Linked DNA regions of Homo sapiens: region 1 is linked to region 2. Evidence: chromatin contacts called from ENCODE Hi-C or POLR2A ChIA-PET data. All regions are on one chromosome and are shown on one strand. Each heading gives the region's core, a stretch centred on a gene start or an enhancer-like site at or near the end of the contact. The rest is flanking DNA. Distances are from core to core; before and after follow the strand shown. Region 1 has its middle 84 kb from the start of MIR5192. Region 2 holds the start of COMMD1 (copper metabolism domain containing 1).

Region 1 (6,070 bases), core at 92-2,591, 380 kb after region 2:
CCCCACTAGGGTTAGTGGGAAATCAGTCTCTGTCATTGTTTAGGATTTCCTCCCTCCTCCCCCACTTCATCCACCCAGCCCAAGGTGTGCATGTGACGCCCAGGCTTACACTGTCTTAGGGAAGAGGGAAGAGGCCCCGTCTTCGGTCCAGCATTGGCTGCTTCTCCTCGTGCAATTTGTCCACAGCCCTTCTGATCTCATCCATGCTCATGACTCCTCCTCTTTCTTTTTATTTTTTATTTTTTTTGAGATGGAGTCTCGCTCTGTCGCCCAGGCTGGAGGTCAGGGGCGCGATCTCAGCTCACTGCAAGCTCCGCCTCCGGGTTCACGCCATTCTCCCGCCTCAGCCTCCCGAGTAGCTGGGACTACAGGCGCCCGCCATCATGCCCAGCTAATTTTTTTGTATTTTTAGTAGAGACGGGGTTTCACCGTGTTAGCCAGGATGGTCTCGATCTCCTGACCTCGTGATCCGCCCACCTTGGCCTCCCAAAGTGCTGGGATTACAGGCGTGAGCCACCGCGCCCGGCTGACTCCTCCTCCTTCAAACCAAGCTAGGACACTTCTTTGCAGAGGTTCTCAGGCCTCTGCCTCTGGTGCCACAGTCGCTGACCTTCAGGACGTGTCATTCCCAGGGTGCAGATCCCCCAGTCATGAGGCCTGCAGAAGGCCGATGGCTCACGCACCTCATCCTTCCCTCCACTTTGGCTGCTTCCTTCTCTAGCCTCCTTCCAAGCCATCCCACCAGCTCTTTACTCACTTCCTAAAAATAAAGCCTTCACCTCTCTGGGTAGGGGAAACCCATGCCCCAGGACTTGAGGCCTGGCTATCCAATAGGAGGAGAGGTATAGTTCATTTTTTTCATTATGCGCCTACAGCCCAGAAAACAAGGGGCAGTTACTTTTTCTTTTTTTTGTTGGGCCTCACTTTATCCCCCAGGCAGTGGTGCAATCTCAGCTCACTGCACCCTCAACTTCTGGGGCTCAAGCGGTCCTCCTACCTCAGTCCCCCAAGTAGCTGGGACTACAGGACATACTACCATGCCCAGCTTTGCCATGTTGACCAGGCTGGTCTTGAACTCCTGAGCTCAAGCAATCTGCCCACCTCAGCCTCCCAAAAGTGCTGGGATTACAGGTGTGAGCGACCGTACCCAGCCTGGGGCAATTAGTTTCTTAGCCTGGTTGTTCTATTAGACTGCTGCAGGGGTCTGGTTCTAAAAAGATAGAGGGTGTTGGATGTCCATTGTGGGTGAGATGGCTCAGAGGGTGATTAGTGCCTGTCAGTTGAGTGTGGTGACCTCGTGAGGGGTGGGGCTGGTGGCAGGGAGCCAGGAGCTCCTGAAACAGAGGATGCCTCAGTGTCCTGGCACTGTGCCCAGTCTGTCTGGGGCCAGTCTCTCACCAGCTGAAATGTATGTGGTTACAGGAGAAAGGGCACCACACTGGGTGACAGAGCAGCTAGTTTCAGGAGGTGTGAGCCCAAAGAAATCCTGGCTTTGGGGAATTTGAGGGAGGTGGCAGTTTCAGAGAATCTGAAAGTCAGCCCATAATCCAAAACCAAGGAGAGAAGGCACCAAGCTCCACCCAGCCTCTGGCCACTGGCTAACTCTGAATGGGAAATGGGCCTACTATTTGCTGTGCATAACCTGCCCATCCCCCAGGATTTCTAAGAAGTGCTTGGCCTGTGTTTCTTGGTTCTCCTGAGAGCCAGATGTTTAATAATTTGAGTACATTTGAACTTGAAAATGCAAAAACATCCTTCTAGCTGCATCCTCCTTTTCCTTCCAGGGCCAGAATGATGTAGTGGGAGAACTTGATTCTGAAATCAAATGGAAAGTGCTTTTGTTTCTGGAGGTTAGAAAAAAAAAATTGTCAAAGAGCCAGGGCCTCATCTCTAAAAAGAAAACGTGAAATGGGCCATGAGTCCTGCTTAATAATTCAGAGATCAAACAGAGCCAACAAGAAGCTGGAGTGAACGATCAGATATACTCACACCCTTCTCTTTTTATCAGCTTGCAAATATTCTCGTTGGCAGCTGGTTAGAGAGAAGCAGTCCATCACAAATAAGCTAAACCATGCGTTCATTCACTTATTCAACAAAATCTTCATGACCGCCTCTTATAGCAGACGTCGCTAGTGCTGGGGATGCAATCCAGAACCAGCATGTGTCCCTCTGCTTCAGGGACCTCAGGATCTATATCATGATTCTCAAACTTTCATGTCCATCAGACTCCCCTGGATGGCTTGTTAAAACACAGATTCCTGGGTCCTACCTGTGGAGTTTCCAATTCAATAGGTCTGGGATGGCCTGAGCATTTGTATTCCTGAAGAGTTCCCAAGTGATGCTGATATTGCTGGTCCTGGGACCACCCTTTGAAAACCACTGGGCAAAGCAACCATGTCAGCCAACCATTTTCACCTCTCAGCATTACATGGCTCACTGTAGGAAATTCGAAGCCCTGGATAGGTTGCTAGAGGCCTGAGCTTACCAGCCCAAGAGCTGTGGCCATCCCAGGCCCACATAGCAAAGGGCACAAATATCTTAAGGCACACTTATGTCTAGGGAGACTGTCCAGGGGCCCTGGAACCCTCCCGAGAGAGGAGGAGGTACAGCTTTGAGAGATCTTCTATTGACTTCTCAATGGAAATGGAGACCTCACAGCACCACCATTTCACCACCAGCCCAGTGAGAGCCTAGAGCTCTGGGAGCCTGAGTCTGGGCTGTGGTGCAACGTGTGGTGCAAGGCTTCCACGTTTTCATCCTGCCTCCACCTAGAGCCTCTGCTGATCCCTTCCTGTCACATTCTTGACAACCCAAATAGCTCATTTCCCTTCCATGCTCACAGCTGGAGTAGGCAGGTGAGATCCCAAATGGGCCTCGGAGGCCTTTTCCAACTGAGTGGACACAGAGACATCATATATATCCACATGTAATATAGCAAATGGCAGATCATCTTGTGGGTCAAAATCTGCAAAAATCATTGGTTTTTCTTCTAACAGCTTTATTGACATATAATTTACAATTCACCCATCTAAAGTACACAATTCAGTGTTTTTTAGTACAGTCACAAAGGTTGCCTGTTCATCTTCATAATCAATTTTAGAACATTTTCATCACTTCAAAAAGAAACCCTGTACCCTTTAGTCACCCATCCCTCAACCACCCCCCAGCTATAGGCAACAACTCACCTACTTTTTGTCTCTATCGATTTGCCTATTTTGGACATTTCATACACATGGAATCATGCTATATGTGGCCTTTTGTGATTGGCTTCAAAATTACTTTTAACAGGGACATGGGATGACCTACATGTGAGTCCAAAAGATCATTGGCAGAAAGACAAGGTGGAGACAAATGGTTTAGGTTTACTTAATCTTGGAGTTCCAGTTGTCCCAGGGTGCTAATTCCCACCTCAGGAGGCTGTGGTGGGGAGTATGAAGGACCAGCGCAGACCTGGTTCCCAGATGCTCAGGGTGGAGGAGACTTGCTAGTGAAGAGAAGAGGCCTAGTATAATATTGTAAAATATATATTTGGGCCGGGCGTGGTGGCTCATGCCTGTAATCCCAGGACTTTGGGAGGCTGAGGCAGGTGGATCACTTGAGGCCAGGAGTTTGAGACCAGCCTGGCCAACATGGTGAACCCCCCCATCTCTACTAAAAATACAAAAATTAGCCAGGCATGGTGGTGGGTGCCTGTAGTCCCAGCTACTTGGGAGGCTGAGGCAGGAGAATCGCTTGAACCCGGGAGGCGGAGGTTGCAGTGAGCTGAGATTGTGCCACTGCACTCCAGCCTGGGTGACAGAGCAAGACTCCATCTAAAAAAAATTATATATATATACACACACACACACACACACACACACACACACACACACACATATATATATATATATATATATATAGAGAGAGAGAGAGAGAGAGAGAGAGAGTCTTATTCCGGTCTCCTAGCATACTCCTAAAATCCTTGGGAACTCCAAAGTCTTTTTGTTTGCTAATGAGTTGATCCATGGCTGGCAGCCCCTACCTAACTTCAGGATGTGAGCTGGTCACCAAAAAGACCAAGGCAGGATTAGAGGGATGGAACTTTCAGCTCTCCCTGCAATTCCTTATCTTATGCATCTCTTCATTTGGAGGAGAGGGGGCTAAAGTTTGGGTTAAGCACCAAAGGCCAATGGCTTAATCATGCCTGCCTCCATAATAACCCGAAAAGTTCTGGTTCAGAGAGCTTCTGGACAGCTGAGCATGAGGAGGTTCTGGGAGGGTGGCAAATACTGAGAGGGCACGGAAGCTCCAGACTCCATACCTCAACTTATGTATCTCTTCATTTCCTTTGTAATAAGCTTTATAAAAAAAAAAACGGTAAATGTGTTTCCTTGAGTTCTGTGAGCCACTCTAGCAAATTAATTGAACCCAAGGAGGGGGGCATGGGAACCTGGATCAATAGCCAGTTGGCAAGAAGCACAGACAAAATAATGAAACCACCTTTGCAAAGATGGTGATAATGAGAGAAATCTAACATGGCTGACTCCATCTTGCTTCTGGCCTCACAGGCTGGCTGTCTTCACTCATTCCTGGGCACAGGCTGAGCTAACCATGGGAGGAAGTTAGTTTATAGTTGAATTTGGAAGCAAAGATGATAACAGTCCCTTCCTAAAACATATCCCCTCCCTGTTTGGGGACTAAAACTGCCTTTGCAAGACTAATTAGGATTGTGGGAAAGGACTGAATTCTGCTAAAATATAGGCATAGTTTCTACAATTCTTTGCTGCTCAGGAGTCATGTGGCCAGAGGTCAGAAGGTTTGCAACTTCCTCAGTTGCTCCTATAGTAGAACCTAAGATTTGTCTTTTGAGATCTTTTTCAGACTTTTGTATTCTGGAAACCAACTGACCCCACTGAGACTTATAACTCATGACTTAACTAGTCCTGCGGTCCCTGACCCAGGAGCCGACTGAGGGCACGAGAACTGTTTTCCACGCCCCTATGATTGCATCCCCAAACAATCAGCAGCACCCATTCTCTAGTTCTCTGGCCACCAAACTATCCTTGACAAACCCTAGCCTCCAAGCCCTCAGGGAGACTGATTAGAGTGATAACACCAGTTGTTTCATGTGTCTGGCCTTGCATTAATTAAACTATTTCTTTACTGCAGTACCACGGTCTTAGTGAATTGGTTTTGTCTGTGCAGTGGGTGGGACGAACCTGTCAGGTGATTAAAATAATGGGGCTTGTGATTGACATTGGAAGTTGGGGGGCAGTCTTGTGAGGATGAACCCTCAACCTGTGGGATCTGACACTATCTCCAGGTAAATCGTGATTGAACAGCTGGCATCTGCTGTGGAATTGCTTGCTTGCCTGCTTATTGGTAGAGAGAAATCCCCACACATCTGATCACCCAGGTTTTCTGGGCTGATGGTTGTGGTGTGAGAGCAGAGGAAAAACAGTGTGTTTTTCATTCATCCCTAGTGAAAAGAAGACTAGCTCTGGAGCACTCTCAGATCAAAGCGATCTCGTTATGTATCAGTGGCATGCCCTGGCTTTCGAAAAGTTGAGGTTATGTAAGAGGTATTTTCCCTGCCTCTTATCCAGGAGGTTCTGTCTGAGTGCCAAAGTCAGCAAAGCAGTCCTCTAGGCTCTTCCCACTGAAGAGGTAGAGAAACTTTCTGTCACTTTGAAACTGAAAGTTGCCTAATCTGGGGTCCTTTAAGGACTGCTGTCTCCTCTATATTCCCAGATTTCTCCTGGCTGTTGTCCAGGGCTCTCCTCATTTCTCTGAAGGCCCTGAGCTGCCTGCCACCTGCCAGAGTCCCTGCTACCTGGCGATTACATTTGTCAAGGCAGAAGGCTTCTTGCCTCCTCCGTGTGAGCCCCACCACAGCAGCAGCCCCGTAAGAAGCTAGCTGGTCTGCATCCTAGCAGGACATCAGTGGTTTTGAAAAATATAGGCATTCATAGAAAAGATAGCAGGAAAGAAAACCAGACAGGGCTGTCTGGATCCACAGACCACCCAGATCATCCTCAGACCCACCAGATTCATTCTTGCCCCAGGGTTCCAGACCCATGGCAGGTGGCAC
Region 2 (5,955 bases), core at 2,066-4,565:
AGCCAGGTGTGGTGGCGCACGCCTGTAGTCCCAGCTACTTGGGAGCCTGAGGCAGGAGAATCGTTTGAACCCGGGAGGCGGAGGTTGTGGTGAGCCGAGATCATGCCATTGCACTCCATCCAGCCTGGGCGACAAGAGCGAAACTCCACCTTAAAAAAAAAGAAAAGAAATCACTGAAGTGACAGAAACCCCTATAGAAAATGGACAAGGAAATAGGAAGAAATATAAGCAGCCAATAAATATAGTAAAAAAAATTTACTCTCAAAATTTAAGAAATGCGAATTAAAACAGTGAGATAATATTTTTCATGTATCATATGGCAAAGGTTATAAAGAATAATATAGCTGGGTACGGTAGTGTGTGCTCATATTCCCAGCTACTTAGCCTGAGATCGGAGGATAACTTGGGCCTGGGAGGTCGAGACTGCAGTGAGCCAACATCGTGCCACTGCACTCCAGCCTGGGCAACAGAGTGAGACTCTGTCTCAAAAATTAAATTAAATGAAATTAAAAGAATAATATCAGTCAGTGTTACTAAGGTTTCATAGAAATAGGTGCAGCCTTTCTGGTGGGTAATTTGTAAATTACGTGTTTAATAGTGCTTTTTCTGCTTGCCACCTTTTGATTTATGCTTTTTCTTTTTCACCAACCATTCTCTGCAACTTCTGTAAGTACATGTAAAACAATCTATAGTTTGTCACTAAGTTTGGTTTACTTGGAGCCATGGAAGCAACTCTGAATTTGCCTTTTATAAAATTATTTTAGGAAAAGAAATATATTTTTTCTATTGTAAAAAATGCCTCTGGCCAGGTACAGTGGCTCACACCTGTAATCCCAGCACTTTGGGAGGCTGAGGTGGGTGGATCACCTGAGGTCAGGAGTTTGAGACCAGCCTGGCCAACATGGTGAAACCCCTTCTCTACAAAAAATACAAAAATTAGCTGGGCGTGGTGGCGCATGCCTATAATCCCAGCTACTTGGGAGGCTGAGGCAGGAGAATCACTTGAACTTGGGAGGTGGATGTTGCAGTGAACCGAGATTGTGCCACTGCACTCCAGCCTGGGCAACAGAGTAAAACTTTGTCTCAAAAAAAAAAAAAAGAATACCTCTTTACTGGATAAACATTAATTAAAGTAGTCTAGATGAGTAGATTCTCAACAATGTGGCACTGCCTTGAAAGGGGCATTTCAGTTGTCACTTTTTTTTTTTTTTGAGATGAAGTTTTGCTCTTGTCCCCAAGGCTAGAGTGCAGTGGCACCATCTCTGCTCACTGCAGCCTCTGCTTCCTGAGTTCAAGCAATTCTCCTGCCTCAGCCTCCCGAGTAGCTGGGACTACAGACATGTGCTACCATGCCTGGCTAATTTTTGTATTTTCAGTTTCACCATGTTGGCCAGGCTGGTCTCGATCTCCTGACCTCAGGTGATCCACCCACCTCAGCCTCCCAAAGTGCTGGGGTTACAGGCGTGAGCCACCATGCCCGACCTCAGTTGTCACTTTGAAGGAAGGGTAGGAATGGAATAGGTGGGAGAGAGGTCAGATATATAAGACATCTTCCCATGCAGGGTACGTTCATAAAGGTGAAAAACCTGTTTGTTATTATCTAAGCCTAAAGTCAAACTCTATTTTATATAGAAACACAATGTATTATTATTATTATTTTATTTTTTTGAGACGGAGTCTCCCTCTTTCACCCAGGCGACAGAGTGCAGTGGCGTGATCTCGGCTCACTGCAAGCTCCACCTCCCAGGTTCATGCCATTCTCCTGCCCCAGCCTCCCGAGTAGCTGGGACTACAGGCGCCCGCCACTAGGCCCGGCTAATTTTTTTGTATTTTTAGTAGAGATGGGGTTTCACCGTGTTAGCCAGGATGGTCTTGATCTCCTGACCTCGTGATCCGTCTGCCTCGGCCTTCCAAAGTGCTGGGATTAGAGGCGTGAGCCACCGTGCCCGGCAACACAATGTATTTTTAGTTTAGCATTAATATATACAGAATATTCCAGCTTTGCAATGACTGTAGAGTGAGGAAAGAGTGTTTTTTGTTGTAAACTTTACCAACTGTTGTTCACATTTCAGAACATCAGTTCTTAACATTTCAGAACATCATGTTACCAGAAGCAACTGCCCTCCCTCTGGAGTCACCAATACCACACACCTGTATCAATTTGCATTTGTAGAAGTCACAGGTGGTTCTACATAAAGATGTAAAGATGCAGACATCTGGCTACTTTGTATGTCTTTTAGTCAACTAGTATAGGTGTACCCAAACACACATATTATATTATAAATTCCTTTTCATTTTATGATAAATTACAATTAGGTCATTAAATTGATTTTTCAATTGAGATATTCACATACTGTGAAACTAATCTTTTAAAGTGTACAATTCAGTGGGTTTTAGTATATTAACAAGGTTGTGCTTCCACTTCCGGAATGTTTTCATCATGCCCCAAAGAAACTCTGTACCTATAAACAGTCACTACCCATTCGTCCCCTTCTCCAGATTCTGCCAACTATTACATTACTTTCAGTCTCCATGGATTTGTCTATCCTGGACATTTCATATAAATGGATGTCCAATATTTGGCCTTTTATATCTGGCTTCTTTTACTAATCCTGTTTTTAAGTCTCATTCACGTTGTAGCATGTATCAGTACTTTATTCCATTTTATGGCTGAATAATATATTGATTTTAAAAAATTATATGGGTGGGAAGTTATATTAGCTATGCATTTCATTTCAGGATAGTAAATAAGGTGTTAAAATATTTGTCATATAAAAGAACATTGGATCAGAGCCACTGATCTAGCTGGAAAGACAAGTGTATATAAAAAGGCAATTAACAACCCAAAGAAAAACATTATGTAATCAGGAGATAGTTAAACTTCCTGAAAAAAAGGATGACAGGTAAGGATTAGGCAGAGATTAAATCTGAGTGATCGATCCTATTCAGTTAATGGGTTGGCAAGTCCTGGAATGAGATACAGCCATCTAAAAATTAAACTGCCAAACTTATAGGCTGCTACCCCATCTCCAGTAATCTCTGCGAGCAATCTTTCTTTCCAGTAGGCTCTGCAGTGATGAAGGGGATCAGGGGAAGCAAAGTGACCCTACTGGAACCAAACGGATATTTCCGTGGAGGTATCCTAAGGGGATGGGTGTTGCAGAGCAAAGCTGTAAGCTGCCAACTCTGACCCCTGGGGAAGCCTTGCCTCCAGGTTCCCCGAGGTTCCCCGTGGTGGTTTTGCACAGGCTATTTAGGCACATCTCGGCCGCCGTGGCGGGGCACGGCTCAGCTGTTGCGGGGCGGGGCCTTCGCAGAGCATGGCGGCGGGCGAGCTTGAGGGTGGCAAACCCCTGAGCGGGCTGCTGAATGCGCTGGCCCAGGACACTTTCCACGGGTACCCCGGCATCACAGAGGAGCTGCTACGGAGCCAGCTATATCCAGAGGTGCCACCCGAGGAGTTCCGCCCCTTTCTGGCAAAGATGAGGGGGATTCTTAAGGTACTGCTCTTTTCTGTAGTCTCCGGCTTGGAGCAGAACCCCTTGGCCGCTGGCTTCAGACTCTCCCCCCCTTGCCTTCCCCTGTCCTCACAAGCCGAAAGGCTTTTCCCTCTCAGACCTCCACTCCGTGGGCTCCACATCGGGCTCCTTCAGATTTGCTCGTTCTGTCGCCCCTTCTCTCTTTCCTAAGGGGGACTTTTTCTGCTGAAGTTCCCAGTCCCCCGGTAGACTGACACCCACAGGGGTTTTTCCTTCAAGACATTTCTGTCTCTTGGTAACAGTCGCGTTTCCTCAGCAGATCTGTGGGATCTGGTGTTTTTAAAATTAAGAGTTTTAGGTCGCTAGCTTTCCCCGGTTGTGGAAGTTGGGAGCGTTAAAATGAGCCAGTGTCTGCTGGATAAGGGGTGGCTTAGCCCGAGTGACATCTGTCAAGCAGTCCACTGCGTGGTTAAAAGAGCATAATTACCAGCTTGAAGTCAAAGTATAGACTAGATCGTCCAATAGAAATATGTGAGCCAAAAAGGTGAAATTAATATTTTAGTAATATATCTTATTTAATCCAGAATAGCCAAAGTATTATCACTTCACATGTAATCAATATACAGAATATTGACAAGATTTTTTGTTACTTTTTTCACTAAATCTTCGAAATCCAGTATTTTACACTTAAAGCACATATCTCGGACTTGCCAAATTTAAGTGCTCAGTAGTCACATATGGCTAATAACCATCATATTGGACAACTCTATTTAGACCGAGAACTAGTTATAGGAATGTAGTGTCAATGTACTCTAGAGACAAACTGTAAAAAAATTACTGACTTTTATAGGTCTCCTATGTGTTAGGAACGTACTGAGATGTTTTACATGTTGTTTCATTTGTTTCTTGAAAAAAAAACCTTATATAGTGGACACCCATGGTAAAGATTTAAGAAACAGGTCCAGGGAATCTAAACAGCCTAAAATTCATTTTGATTAAAGTCAGTGTTGAAATTTAATCCACTATCCTTTTGAATTTGCTATTTTTTCAAAGCTGTTTATTCTTTAAAAGGCACTTCTGTATTTTTTTAAACTGATTTTGCCTACAGGATTTGAATCCAGAAAAAAAGCAAATGAAAACAAATATTTCACACAGTAAATGGATTGTCTCATGGAAATGTAAGGAGTAATATCTCAGGTGTGATCCTAGACATTCTAAGTAATCTTAGTTGATATCAGTCATAAATCACTAGTGAATGCTTTCTATTTCTTTTGTTTTTTCTTTTTTTGAGACGAGTTTTGCTTTGTTGCCAGGCTGGAGTGCAGTGGCCCGATCTCGGCTCACTGCAATCTCCACCTCCTGGGGTTCGAGCCATTCTCCTGCCTCAGCCTCCCGAGTAGCTGGGGTTACAGGCATGCGCCACCACACCCAGCTAATTTTTGTATTTTTAGTAGAGACTGGGTTTCACTATGTTGGCCAGGATGGTTTTGATCTCCTGACTTCGTTATCCGCCTGCCTCGGCCTCCCGGAGTGCCAGGATTACAGGCGTGAGCCACCCGGCCCGGCCAAATGCTTCCTATTTCTATCAAATTTTACTCTTTGAGCAGTCCAAGAGAGTTTCCTAGAAAATTTGACATCTGGGTTTTTGAGGTGTTTGGTCTCCTATGGGGATGAGGCCTATATCTCTTCTGCAGGCTAAGAAGAGACAACAGCACATGTGTAGGTAATGCTTTAGAATCTCCAAACATTGGGGGCTACTTCTCCTCTCTAGGTGGACGACATTTTGATTCATTTGTTTTGTTAGGAGATAAAACAGCAGGATACCCAGGGAAGAGTTTGCCTGAAAACTCTCTTATTTTATTTTTATTTTGAGATGGAATTTTGCTTTTGTTGCCCAGGCTGGAGTGCAATGGTGTGATCTCCGCTCTCTACAACCTCCGCCTCCCGGGTTCAGGTGATTCTCCTGTCTCAGCCTCCTGTGTAGCTGAGATTACAGGTGTCCACCACCACGCCTGACTAATTTTTTTATTTTTAGTAGCGACAGGGTTTCACCATGTTGGCCAGGCTAGTCTTGAACTCCTGATAGCTGATCTGCCCACCTTGGCCTCCCAAAGTGCTGGGATTACAGGTGTGAGCCACTGCATCCGGCTTTACTTTATTTTAAATACATTGCTGAATAATAATATCCAGGATACTTGAAGTTTTCAAGTGGCTCTGTGTTGTGGAGTGGCATGGCTCTCTTGGTGTTGGGAGTAGGCAACAGAAGATTTGCAGGTGCCTGGCAGCACACTGATTAGTCTGAGGAACGAAGGGATATGCCTTTGATTGTTTTACATAGGGCTGAAACCGTGGGCTCAGGATGACATTCAGTTCCAATCTTTATTGAACTCTTTTTTTTTTTTTTTTTTGAGACGGAGTCTCGTTCTGTTGCCAGACTGGAGTGCAGTGGCGCCATCTCGGCTCACTACAACCTCCA

What was found. Hi-C counts contacts between places; a loop is a spot of excess contacts on that map. ChIA-PET counts read pairs that join two places held with the same protein, here RNA polymerase II (POLR2A). Pooled maps may share reads with other maps.
Region 1: a pooled map shows a loop between it and region 2 (2.4-fold over the local background). The contact joins the enhancer-like site here to the promoter of COMMD1 in region 2. A Hi-C loop is called at or near these places in 5 of 168 maps with a recorded cell type or tissue (HCT116, HepG2, K562 and 2 more) and 10 of 50 pooled maps. POLR2A ChIA-PET finds 5 or more read pairs at or near these places in 2 of 52 experiments (B cell and activated T-cell).

What each region holds. Positions count from the first base shown.
Region 1 is chr2:62,286,735-62,292,804 of GRCh38, forward strand. No RefSeq gene overlaps it. Among named protein-coding and RNA genes, the nearest start is that of MIR5192, 84 kb to the left of the region's middle. RefSeq lists a silencer at 1,140-1,434. Within about 2 kb of position 1,342, at least 9 of the 41 ENCODE cell types and tissues checked have a DNase peak (open chromatin) inside an H3K27ac peak, as active enhancers do.
Region 2 is chr2:61,902,359-61,908,313 of GRCh38, forward strand. It overlaps COMMD1 (copper metabolism domain containing 1), which reads left to right and starts at 3,316. Exons shown (of 3, transcript NM_152516.4): 1 at 3,316-3,500. The coding sequence starts at 3,321. RefSeq lists an enhancer at 3,378-3,567.